Regions from separate parts of the Homo sapiens genome. Here region 2 is linked to region 1. Evidence: chromatin loops called from intact Hi-C (ENCODE). Cell type or tissue: PC-9. All regions are shown on one strand. Links, peaks and the distances in the headings refer to the core of each region. The heading gives the core; the rest is flanking DNA.

Evidence for each region. Peaks named below come from ENCODE experiments on the same cell type or tissue, not always from the same donor. Only the 100,000 strongest peaks of a DNase experiment are listed, where the experiment ranks them.
Region 2: it touches region 1 in a loop (11-fold over the local background); 1 of 110 quality-filtered maps calls a loop at or near these places.

What each region holds. Positions count from the first base shown.
Region 1 is chr12:119,657,144-119,662,529 of GRCh38, forward strand. The region is part of intron 1 of PRKAB1-AS1 (PRKAB1, TMEM233 and CCDC60 antisense RNA 1); the gene reads right to left. Among named protein-coding and RNA genes, the nearest start is that of PRKAB1-AS1, 8.3 kb to the right of the region's middle. In PC-9, for the core only: a CTCF peak has its summit at 2,342 (motif pointing left); no DNase peak of the experiment used is centred there; H3K27me3 peaks cover 362 bases.
Region 2 is chr12:119,167,274-119,172,659 of GRCh38, forward strand. No RefSeq gene overlaps it. Among named protein-coding and RNA genes, the nearest start is that of HSPB8, 9.0 kb to the right of the region's middle. In PC-9, for the core only: no CTCF peak of the experiment used is centred there; DNase peaks (open chromatin) are centred at 2,098 and 4,248.

The DNA of each region.
Region 1 (5,386 bases), core at 253-5,252:
AGCTGGCCTGAATTATTCAAACTATCCAATCCTAAGCCCTAATCATCCCAGGGTCAGGTGTCAGACATTTAGAGACTACCCCCCCCAACCCCCTATAGCCCACAGCTGGCCTGAATTATTCAAACTATCCAATCCTAAGCCCTAATCATCCCAGGGTTGGGTGTCAGACAGTTAGGTACGACACCTATAGCCCACAGCTGGCCTGAATTATTCAGACTATCCAATCCTAAGCCTGTTCAGCTGCTTACCTTGCCTCGCCCATTCCTCCTGGCAAAAACCACAATAAAGGCTTTTTCCTAGGCTTTCTTCTCATCCTCTCTGGCTGTGACCAACCTCAAAGTTCTCTCCTGTGGTTCTGCATGGCATGGCGGGCTCCTGCCCCTTGGGAACTGTATTAGACTGTTCTCACACTGCTGTGAAGAAATACCTGATACTAGGTAATTTATAAAGAAAAGGGGTTTAATTGACTCACAGTTCCCCATGGCTGGGAAGCCCCAGGAAACACAATCATGGCAGAAGGAGAAGCAAACAAATCCTTCTTCACAAGGAGGCAGGAGAGAGAAGTGCCAAGCAAAGGGGGAAAAGCCCCTTATAAAACCATCAGATCTCATAAGAACTCACTCACTATCAGGAGAAGAGCATAGAGGTAATCGGCTCCATGATTCAATGACCGCCCCCGCCAAATTCCTCCCACGACACGTGGGAATTATGGGACCTACACTTCAAGATGAGATTTGTGTGGGGACACAGCCAAAGCATATCAGGAACTGTGAGCAATAAAACTATATTTTTAATGGCAATGGTCTTCCGATCCATTGGCCTTACCATACATGAATAAACCCAAAGTCCCAGGTACATTCTAGAACAGTATATCCTACAACATTTTAAAAAATACATTAAGGAAATGATAGATTCAGTACCTTAAGGCAGCAGTCCCCAACCGCCAGGCCACGGACCAGTACCATGGTACGTTAGGAACCAGGCCGCACAGCAGGAGGTGAGCAGTAGGTGAGCAAGTAAGGCTTCATCTGTATTTACAGCTGCTCCCCATCGCTCACATTACTGCCTGAGCTCTGCCTCCTGTCAGATCAGTGGTGGCATTAGATTCTCACAGGAGCACAAACTGTATTGTGAACTGCGTATGCGAGGGATCTAGGTTGCATGCTCCTTATGAGAATCTAATGCCTGATAATCTGTCACTGTCTCCCATCACCCCTAGATGGAAGCATCTAGCTGCAGGAAAACAAGCTCAGGGCTCCCGCTGTTTCTACATAATGGGGAGCTGTGTAATTATTTCATTATATATTACAATGCAATAATAATAGAAAAGTACGCAATAAATATAATGTGCTTGAATCATCCCAAAACCATCCCCCCAACCCTAGTCCATGGAAAAATTGTCTTTCACGAAACCTGTCCCTGGTGCCGAAAACACTGGGGACCACTGCAATATAGTACATCTGTGCAGCAGTAGTTTTGCATGGTGGCTAAGAGCATAGACTCAAGAATTAAATTTCCTGTATCTAAATCCTGGCTTCACCACTTACTAGCTTTGTGCCATTGGACAAGTTACTTCTCCACTTGTGCCTTAGTTTTTTCTTATGTAAAGTGGGGATAATAACAAAATGCACCTCTTAAAGCTTTATAAGAAGTACATGGCTTAAAGCAAGGAAAGTGCTTAGGACAGTGGCAGGTGTACAGTAAGCACTCTATACATAGACCTCTTCTTGTTATGAAATCTGCAGTCATTACAAAACTGAGGTGGCGGGACATGGTGACACACAACTGTAGTCCCAGCTACTCAGGAGGCTGAGGCAGGAGGATCACTTGAGCCCAGGACTTTGAGGCTGCAGTGAGCCATGATTGCACCTGTGACTAGCCTCTGCACTCCAGCCTGGCAGCATAGCAAGACCCTGTCTCTTTTAAGAAATTTTTTTTTTACTTAAAAATTTTTTTAATTAAAATTTTAAAATGAGGTGGAGCTGTATATGCTGATATGGAAAGATATGCTAAGGAAAAAAAGTACTAATTGCTTGCATTTTTAAAGAAGAGCGATGTAAGTACTTTTTCTATAGTTATAATTATAGGAAATTATAATTATAATAATTGTAACAAAATATACCCCCAAAAAGTATACAAGAAACTCTCAACAAGTTATTTGAGGGGAAAGGAATTAATGATGTAGGAGAAGGTGTAAGGGAGACTTTTGTTTTTGATTCTGTACCCCCTCCCATACTGCTTGAAGTTTTTAACCATGTTCATCCATACTTTAAAATACATACATTTAATTTTTTGAAAGGCCATAGGAATAATCTTTGTTGCTCTTTATTGCCACCTAGGGGATGCTAGGGGCATTGCCTGCCATGATCACTCATTGCTGTTAACCCTATTGACTATTTAATAATTGATTCCACCTTCTTGATTAGTACGTTACACCCAGCAAGTCATGGCTTCCAACTTTCAGATTTTTATTGAGTTTTGTAACAATAAGAAACATGGTTGGGAAATTGATGCTCTTTTGAAAAAAAAGAAAAGAAAAAACAAACATGGATTCGTAGTTAGAAAATTTTTTATTTTTTTAATTTTTATTTTTTAAAATATAATAAAGATGGGGTCTCGACAGCTTGCTCAGGCTGGTCTTAAACTCCCGGACTCAAGCTATCCTCCCGCCTCGGCCTCCCAAGCTGCTGAGAGCCACTGCATCTAGCCTAGAAAATTTAATAGATATTAAAACAATTGAACACCTAGTTTGTTCTCCCTCTCTGAATGACCATTCCAGCTTTATACTTATAATCTAGATCAGCCCAATCCATTGGCCCACCCAAAATGATTTCATCCCTCACTCAATGATCTGTCCGTGGTGGCTAAAATGTTGACATCTGTCTGGTTGCCTGCATTTGAATGCTGGTTTCATGACTTTCTAGTTGTGTGACCTCGAATAAGTCACTTCATCTCTCTGAGCCTCATTTTCTCCTGAAAAATGCAAGTGGTAATAATAGTAGATCCCTCAAAGGACTGTTGGTGGCATTACATGAGTTCATACATCAAACACAATGCCGAGTGCATAATAAGGATTGATAAACAACTTTCACTTTAACACCTACAATCTCCAAATCTCAACTTGATTGTCACTTCCTTCAGCAAGCCTCCTCTGACCTCAGGACTTGGTCACATCCTTCTCACTAGGTCACACTTCTCCTTCTTAGCGTTTGTCACAGAAGACTGTTGGATGATTGTTCGATTAATTTCTCTCTTCCCTACTAGATCGTAAACACTCAGGACAGAGCCTGGGTTTGATTTTGCCCACAATTCTCTCCCCAGTGTCTACCACAGTGCCCGGTGGATAGGAGTTTTTGCCATGAAAAAGTTATTGATAAAGAAATGAATTAATGCAATTAGAAAACTGAAGGCCTCTGAAAAAATCAATATTAACTAGAACAAGTGCCATGAACTAGTTAGGTTCTGATGGGCTAGATGACATGAGTCATGAGACACTTACAGGGAAGGACAGGGTGCGGAGAGGTTTATTTTGTAAGACAGTTGCAGAAAATAAATTGGAAAAAAGATAAACTGTACACCTCTACCATTTGTTCTAGGACTAACCCTATTTTCTTTGAGGTAAAATTCATACAACATAAATGTTAATTTTAAAGTAGACATTTTTAAGTGAACAATTCATAGGCATTTAGTACATTGACAATGTTGTGGAACCACCATCTATGCCAAGTCTTAAAACATTTTCATCATTCCAAAAGAAAGCCCTCATTCCCTCTTCCGCCAAGCCCGTGGTCACCACCAGTCTGCTTTCTATTGACATGGATATATCTATTCTGTATATTTCATATAAATGGAATCATATAATATATGACCTTTTGTGTCTGGCTTATTTCACTTAGCATAATGTTAATATTTTTGAGGTCATCCACATTGTAACATGTAACAGTACTTTATTCCTTTTTGTGATAGAAGAATATTCCACTGTATGAACATACCACAATTTGTTTATAATTCATTTTGTTATTGTTGTTACAGAGTCTTTCTCTGTCGCCCAGGCTGGGGTGCAGTGGCACAATCTCAGCTCACTGCAACCTTCGCCTCCCAGGCTGAAGCAAGTCTCATGCCTCAGCCTCCCAATAAACTGGGATTACAGGTGTGCGCCACTACAACCAGCTAATTTTTTGTATTTTTAGTACAGATGGAGTTTCACCATGTTAGCCAGGCCGGTCTCGAACTCCTGGCCCCAAGTTGATCTACCCACCTCGGCCTCCCAAAGTGCTAGGATTACAGGTATGAGCCACTGTGCCAGCCTACAAACTCATCTCTTGGTGGACATTTGGATTCTTTCCACCTTCTGTCTATTATGATAATGCTGCCGATCCCTGTTTTTTAAAAGTCTCCATGGTTCATCATATCAAGAAGAATGATAATCTCACAGTACCCTGGACCAGAAACCAAGACATAAGATCCAAATTATGATCTATGACCACTAACTTTTTCTATAATTCAGCAAGCTATTGTCCCTCCTCATCTGTAACCTATGTGGTTGAACTAGGATTTTCATGCAATTAGTGTGTCTTGGGAGGTGTTTCTGAGTATTTATTTGGAAGGTGCTCCTAAAAAGAGATAAAGAAAAGGAAAGGAAGATAATCAATGAATTCCTTGATCCAATTACTGCTGTGGACATCTAGGGTGCATTTCCACTGGGGACCTCTGAGACACGGTAGGGAATATATCTTAGTTATACGAGAGCTAAAAAGAAATTATTTAGACAGTTAGTGAGGGTAAGAGAGTCCTCAGTAAGGTTTTTCTTTTAATAAAAACGCAGTCTCCAAATCATTTCTTTTTTTAACAAAAAGCAGCCTGAAAAATCAAGCTGCAAGCATAGATAAGCAAGCTAGAGGCTTGCATAGGTAAATACCAGCAGCTGTGCCAATAGAAAACAGATAGCTGGAAACCAGGTATATTCAACATGGAGGTTCCCTCTTCCCTTTTCTTTGTTGCCACGTGTGCAGATAACATGGCACCAGCCAGGTTTTTTAAAATTCCATTTGCATAATAAAAGATTAGAGTGGGATGACCAGCCTCTTCACGGGCTATGAAAATGGCACATCTGGTCCAACCAATCCACTACACCCCATGTAAATCATATACCATCTCCTCACGCTCATCCCTAAAACCAACCACACCTTGCCCCAAACCAGGGAAACCCACTCAGGACCCCTTCTTCTGCATGAGGAAGCTCTCTTCCTTCTTTCATCTATTTAACTTTCCACTCTTAAACCCACTCCTTGCATGGCCATGTCTTCAATTTCCTTAGCATGAGACATCGAACCTCGGGTGTTACCCCAGAAAAATGACGCTGCTTCATTAGAGTTAGCACATCCAA
Region 2 (5,386 bases), core at 83-5,082, 490 kb before region 1:
CTCTGAGCCTCAGGTTGCTTATCTTTCCAATGGAAATAGTAAAAGAATCAATCTTATAAGACTGCTGTGAAGATTGGTAGAGGTGATGCCTGGAAACGACTTAGCAAAGTGTCTGACTGAGTGTTAGTTCCATTGTTACTGATCATTTAAAAAAAAGGGAGGGGTGGGCGTGGTGGCTCACACCTGTAATCCCAGCACTTTGGGAGGCTGAGGCAGGCAGATCACCTGAGATCGGGAGTTCGAGACCAGCCTGACCAACATGGAAAAACCCTGTCTCTACTAAAAATACAAAATTAGCCGGACACATGCCTGTAATCCCAGCTACTTGGGAGGCTGAGGCAGGAGAATCGCTTGAACCCAGGAGGCGGAGGTTGCTGTGAGCCGAGATCGTGCCACAGCACTCCAGCCTGGGCAACAAGAGCGAAACTCCATCTCAAAAAAAAAAAAAAAAATGGGTGGGGGGTGGGGGTAGATGCTCAGTCGCCTATGTAAGCTCATGATAATTTCTGGGAGGATTTCAGGTCACCTTGGCAAAAGATAGAACAGTGTCTTTTCCTACCTTTCATCACCGACAACACCAGATTCTCAAGAGAGGCACTCCCACCTGCCACCCTCCATAAGGATCTCTTCCTCTCAGAAGGATCTAAAGCCTCCGGAGAACTTGGCAATCTCCCTATGTAGATCCCCACCCTGATCTTTCATCAACATCTTCCACCCAAGTTGCTCTAGCATGAATCCATCAGTGGGAAGACACTGGGGCACTGTTCAGGCCTTTCCACCCATAGTGGGTTTACAAAACAGGTTTACCACTCCCTTGGAACGCTGTCACTCCACCATTGTATAGCTATGGCCAACCTATAGCCAGATGACTCATGGAAATTTTTCTTTTGGTCTTTTTTTTTCCCCCTTTGCCATGGAAACTTGTCAAATGTTTTCTGAAGGTATAACACCGTGTCCCTTAATACACTCTCAAATTGAAAACTAAAATAACACAAATCACATCAAATAGAGTCATATTGCCAAATGGAAAGGGGTTGGAATAGATGTACACACATACACACACACACACACACACACGCACACACACACACTGAGCGAGAGAGAGAGGATTTGTTTCTTCCCTTCAGTCTCTCTCACCTCAAAACCTATTTCTAGATCAAGGTATCTTAATCTAAAGAAAACCGTGCCCTCCTGCGCTTGGGCTTTGTAGAGTCTGTGAATCATTTGAAATTCCAAGCCAAGTTTTCTGTATTAAAATATCAGCATTTCAGTGCAGAGGAGGTATATATTTCCACCAGTTTTCCAAGGGATTCAACTCAATGAAACCTTCAGGATGCTTCCGCAAAACCTATCTTCATTCTCTCCAGATGTGGTGGAGTTTCTAGTTGCCTTCCAATAGCCATTCCCTCTTCATCCATAGTAATAAAAAACCCCAATTTATAACTGGGATTATAGCCACCCAGAATAAAGACTGCATCTCCCAGCCTCCTTTGCAGCTAGGGGTGGCCATAGCTGCAAGATGTCTGAGCTATAGACAGAATTCTTGGTGGTAGTGTCCAGAAATTTTTATGAAAGAGATTTGTCATGTGCTTTTTCCGTCTTCATCCCTTCCTTTTTCTTGCTGGCTGGAATGTGGACATGATTGCTGGAATGCATGCGACTCCCTGATTCATGAGGTGGCTTTGGGAATAGACTCCATATGGATAAAGCACTAAGATAGAAGCGGTCTCCAGCTTAAGGACATGGTGGAGCAGGGACACATATTAGCCTCAGACAGAATCTCTCTGGACTTCAATGTTAGGAAGAAATAAATTTATTCTCTTGTTTCAGCCACTGTTATTTTGACTGTCTGTTGTTCACAGCTAAAGCTACTCACAACTCAAATTCTAGGTGAAGCTAAGACAGTCCCCAGAAGGAATATCTTGTTCATCTCTCCTTCTCCATCTCTATACATCCTCCCCAGCTCCTCCAGTCTTCCTCCTGCTCCCAGAACAAAGCTTGAGAATGCTCTCAGCTGAACGCTCCTAAGAGCTGTCACTCCCAGACCTAGAAGAAGCTGTTTTCAAAGCAGTTGTCTGGCAGCAAAGTCACCAACTGGTCAAACCAGATTCTGCTCTGACTGCAGAGGTTTCTGGGAAAGGGGCCTCAAGATTACAGACCTTCCAGCTCTCCCTTTTGCAAAGATCTCAGAGCCACCCTCTGTATAAGGGGCTCATGTTGGAATTCTTCATAAATGCTCCAAACGGAGAGGAACATGTACCAGTTTCCCAGCCAGGCTCTAGACAGAGGAGGCAGAATGATTTACCCCTTAATATAATTTTAGCACTGGGAAAGTTCTTTTAAAGCAATACCAACAACCACAAAATTACAGAATTAGGAAGACTCTCCATCAGAATAAGCCAGGTTATGCTACAATAATAAATAAGTCCAAAATTTCAATGCCTTGAAAGAGCAAAGAACTCTTTCTCACCCGTGTCCATTGTGGGCCAGCAGGGTCAGTCTACTTGTTACTGATGTTGATGACTGTGATGTTGATGATCATAGGGCAGAGAGAAAAAGAACTCACCCGAGGGTCCTGCCTAGACACAGCCAAGATGCTCCCATGGGCTCCCAAGGTGCTTTGAACTGGCAGTGACAGACATCACTTCTGCTCACAACTCATCGGCCACAACTAGTTATATGGCCCCATCCAACCACGGTGGTATCAGGAAGTGCATTGCTACCTCACAGGTGCCCAGAAAGCAGGAGGAGGAAGAGAAACCAGAAATGTTTGGCAAACAGCACTAGTTACAACCTCAAACCACCCATTTCATTGAATCCTGACTATGGGTCAGGTACTGCTCTAGGTGGCAATGATACAGCCGTGAACAGTTAGACACAAGTCCCTGCCCTCTGCCCACATGGAGCTTACGTTCTAATGGAGGAAGCAGAGAAACAAATAACTAGAGATGTAAAATGTAACTATCAGTTAATGGCAAGTGCTGTGAAGAAAAGTAAACCAGCTAATGTGAGAGTGTGACTTACTAAGTCGTTAGAGAAGATTTCTCCGAGCAGTTGAAATTTAAGTAGAGACACAAATGAATGAAGAGACCTGCCTTATGGAGGGGGAAGAGTGTTCCAGTCTGTGGGAACAGCAGGCAGGAAGACCTTCAGGCAGGAACATGCTTGACTCTTCCATCTGAGGGTCAGAAATGGGGACCCTATGATTGAAGCCCGTGACCAGGGAGTGGGTATTAGCAGGAAATCCAATGAGAAGGGTAACCAGGAGCCTTCCTTTTTTCTTCATAAAATTTTGTAGTATTGTCACCAGAAATGGGTCCTGATCCAGATCCCAAGAGAGGGTTCTTGGATCTCACACAAGAAAGAATTCCAGGAGAGTCCATACAGTGAAACAAAAGCAAGTTTATTAAGAAAGTAAAGGGGCCAGGCATGGTGGCTCACGCCTGTAATCCCAGCACTTTGGGAGGCCGAGGCGGACGGATCACGAGGTCAGGAGATCGAGACCATCCTGGCTAACAAGATGAAACCCTGTCTCTACTAAAAATACAAAAAATTAGCCGGGCGTGGTGGCAGGCGCCTGTAGTCCCAGCTACTCGGGAGGCTGAGGCAGGAGAGTGGCGTGAACCCGGGAGGCGGAACTTGCAGTGAGCCGAGATAGCGCCACTGCACTCCAGCCTGGGCGACAGAGCGAGACTCCGCCTCAGAAAAAAAAAAAAAAAAAGGAAGTAAAGGAATAAAAGAATGGCTACTCCATAGGCAGAGCAGCCCTGAGAGCCACTGGTTGCCCATTTTTATGGTTATTTCTTAATTATATGCCAAACAAGGGGCAGATTATTCATGAGTTTTCCCGGAAGTGGGGGGGAAGGGCAATTTCTGGAACTGAGGTTTCCTCCCCTTTATAGACCATGTAGGTGTAAATATAACTTCCTTACGTTGACATGGCATCTGTAAAGTGTGATGGCGCTCGTGGGAGTGTCTTTTAGCATGCTAATGCATTATACTTAGCGAATAATGAGCTGTGATGACCAGAGGTCACTCTCATTGCCATCTTGATTCTGGTGGGTTTTAGCCGGCTTCTTTACAGCAACCTGGAACTTTGTGACCTGTATCTTGTGCCGATCTCCTATCTCATCTCAAAGACCTTGTGACCCAAGGTCTTTGTGACCTGTACCTCGTGCCAACCTCCTACCTCATCCTGTGACAGAATGCCTAACTTACTGGGAATGCAGACCAGCAGGTCTCAGCCTTATTTTACCCAGCCCCCATTCACCATGGAGTTGCTCTGGTTCACATGCCACTGACGGTATCTGAAATTCTTTCTATTGTTTATTTATTTTGTGAACCCCAAAAATCTGAGACATGTCTCAGTTAATTTAGAAAGTTTATTTTACCAAGGTTGAGGACACGCCTGTGATACAGCTTCAGGCGGACATGTGCCCAAGGTGGTAGGGGCACAGCTTGGTTTTATACATTTTAGGGAGACAGGAGACATCAATCAATATGTGTAAGATGTACATTTGTTCAGTCCGGAAAGGTGGGACAACCAGAGGACAAGGCGGGACAACTCAAAGCAGGGCAAGGGCTTCCAGGTCATAGGTAGATAAGAGACAAATGGTTGCATTCCTTCCAGTTTCTGATTAGCCTCTCCAAAGAAGGCAATCAGATATGTATATATCTCAGTCAGTGAGCAGAGGGGTGACTTCGAATAGAATGGAAGGCAGGTTTGCCCTCAGCTGTTCACAGCTTGACTTTTCCCTTTAGCTTAGTGATTTGGGGGACCCGAGATTTATTTTCCTTTTACAATCCGTTTATTGATACACATGAAAGCAGGGACTTTTGCCTCATTTACTGCTTCATCTCTAGCCCCTCGGCTAGTGCTTTCCAAGTGAGAACGTAACAATTATGGAATGAATGAATCCGTGAGTAAATGAACAGACTGTGTCTCCCACTCCCCGCATCTGCTCCTCCTCACATGTTCACTGAGTGGCACCACCATTCACCCCGTTGAAAGGTCTGAAAACCGAGACATTCATTTGATCCAAACTTCTCTCCCCCTCTCATCGCAATCAGCACTCAAAATGCTCCTGCTTCTTTAATAGATCATGATTTTATCCACGCTTTACCGCTCCTCAGCCAACAACCCAGCCAAGGTTGCCATTTCACTGGGACCACTACAACAGCCTCCTAACTGGTCTCCCTAAAGCCCCCAAAAGATCTTCTCCAAAAGCAGACGATGATTTTCCTGGAACTCAGTTCTCATCACAGCACTCTCCTCCTCCAAACAGTTCAATGGTTCTTCAGTGTGCTCGGGACAAAGTCTAACCTCTTAATAGAGTCTGCAAGGTCCAATGTGATCAAGGGCACGCTCACCTCCCAGACCATTTTC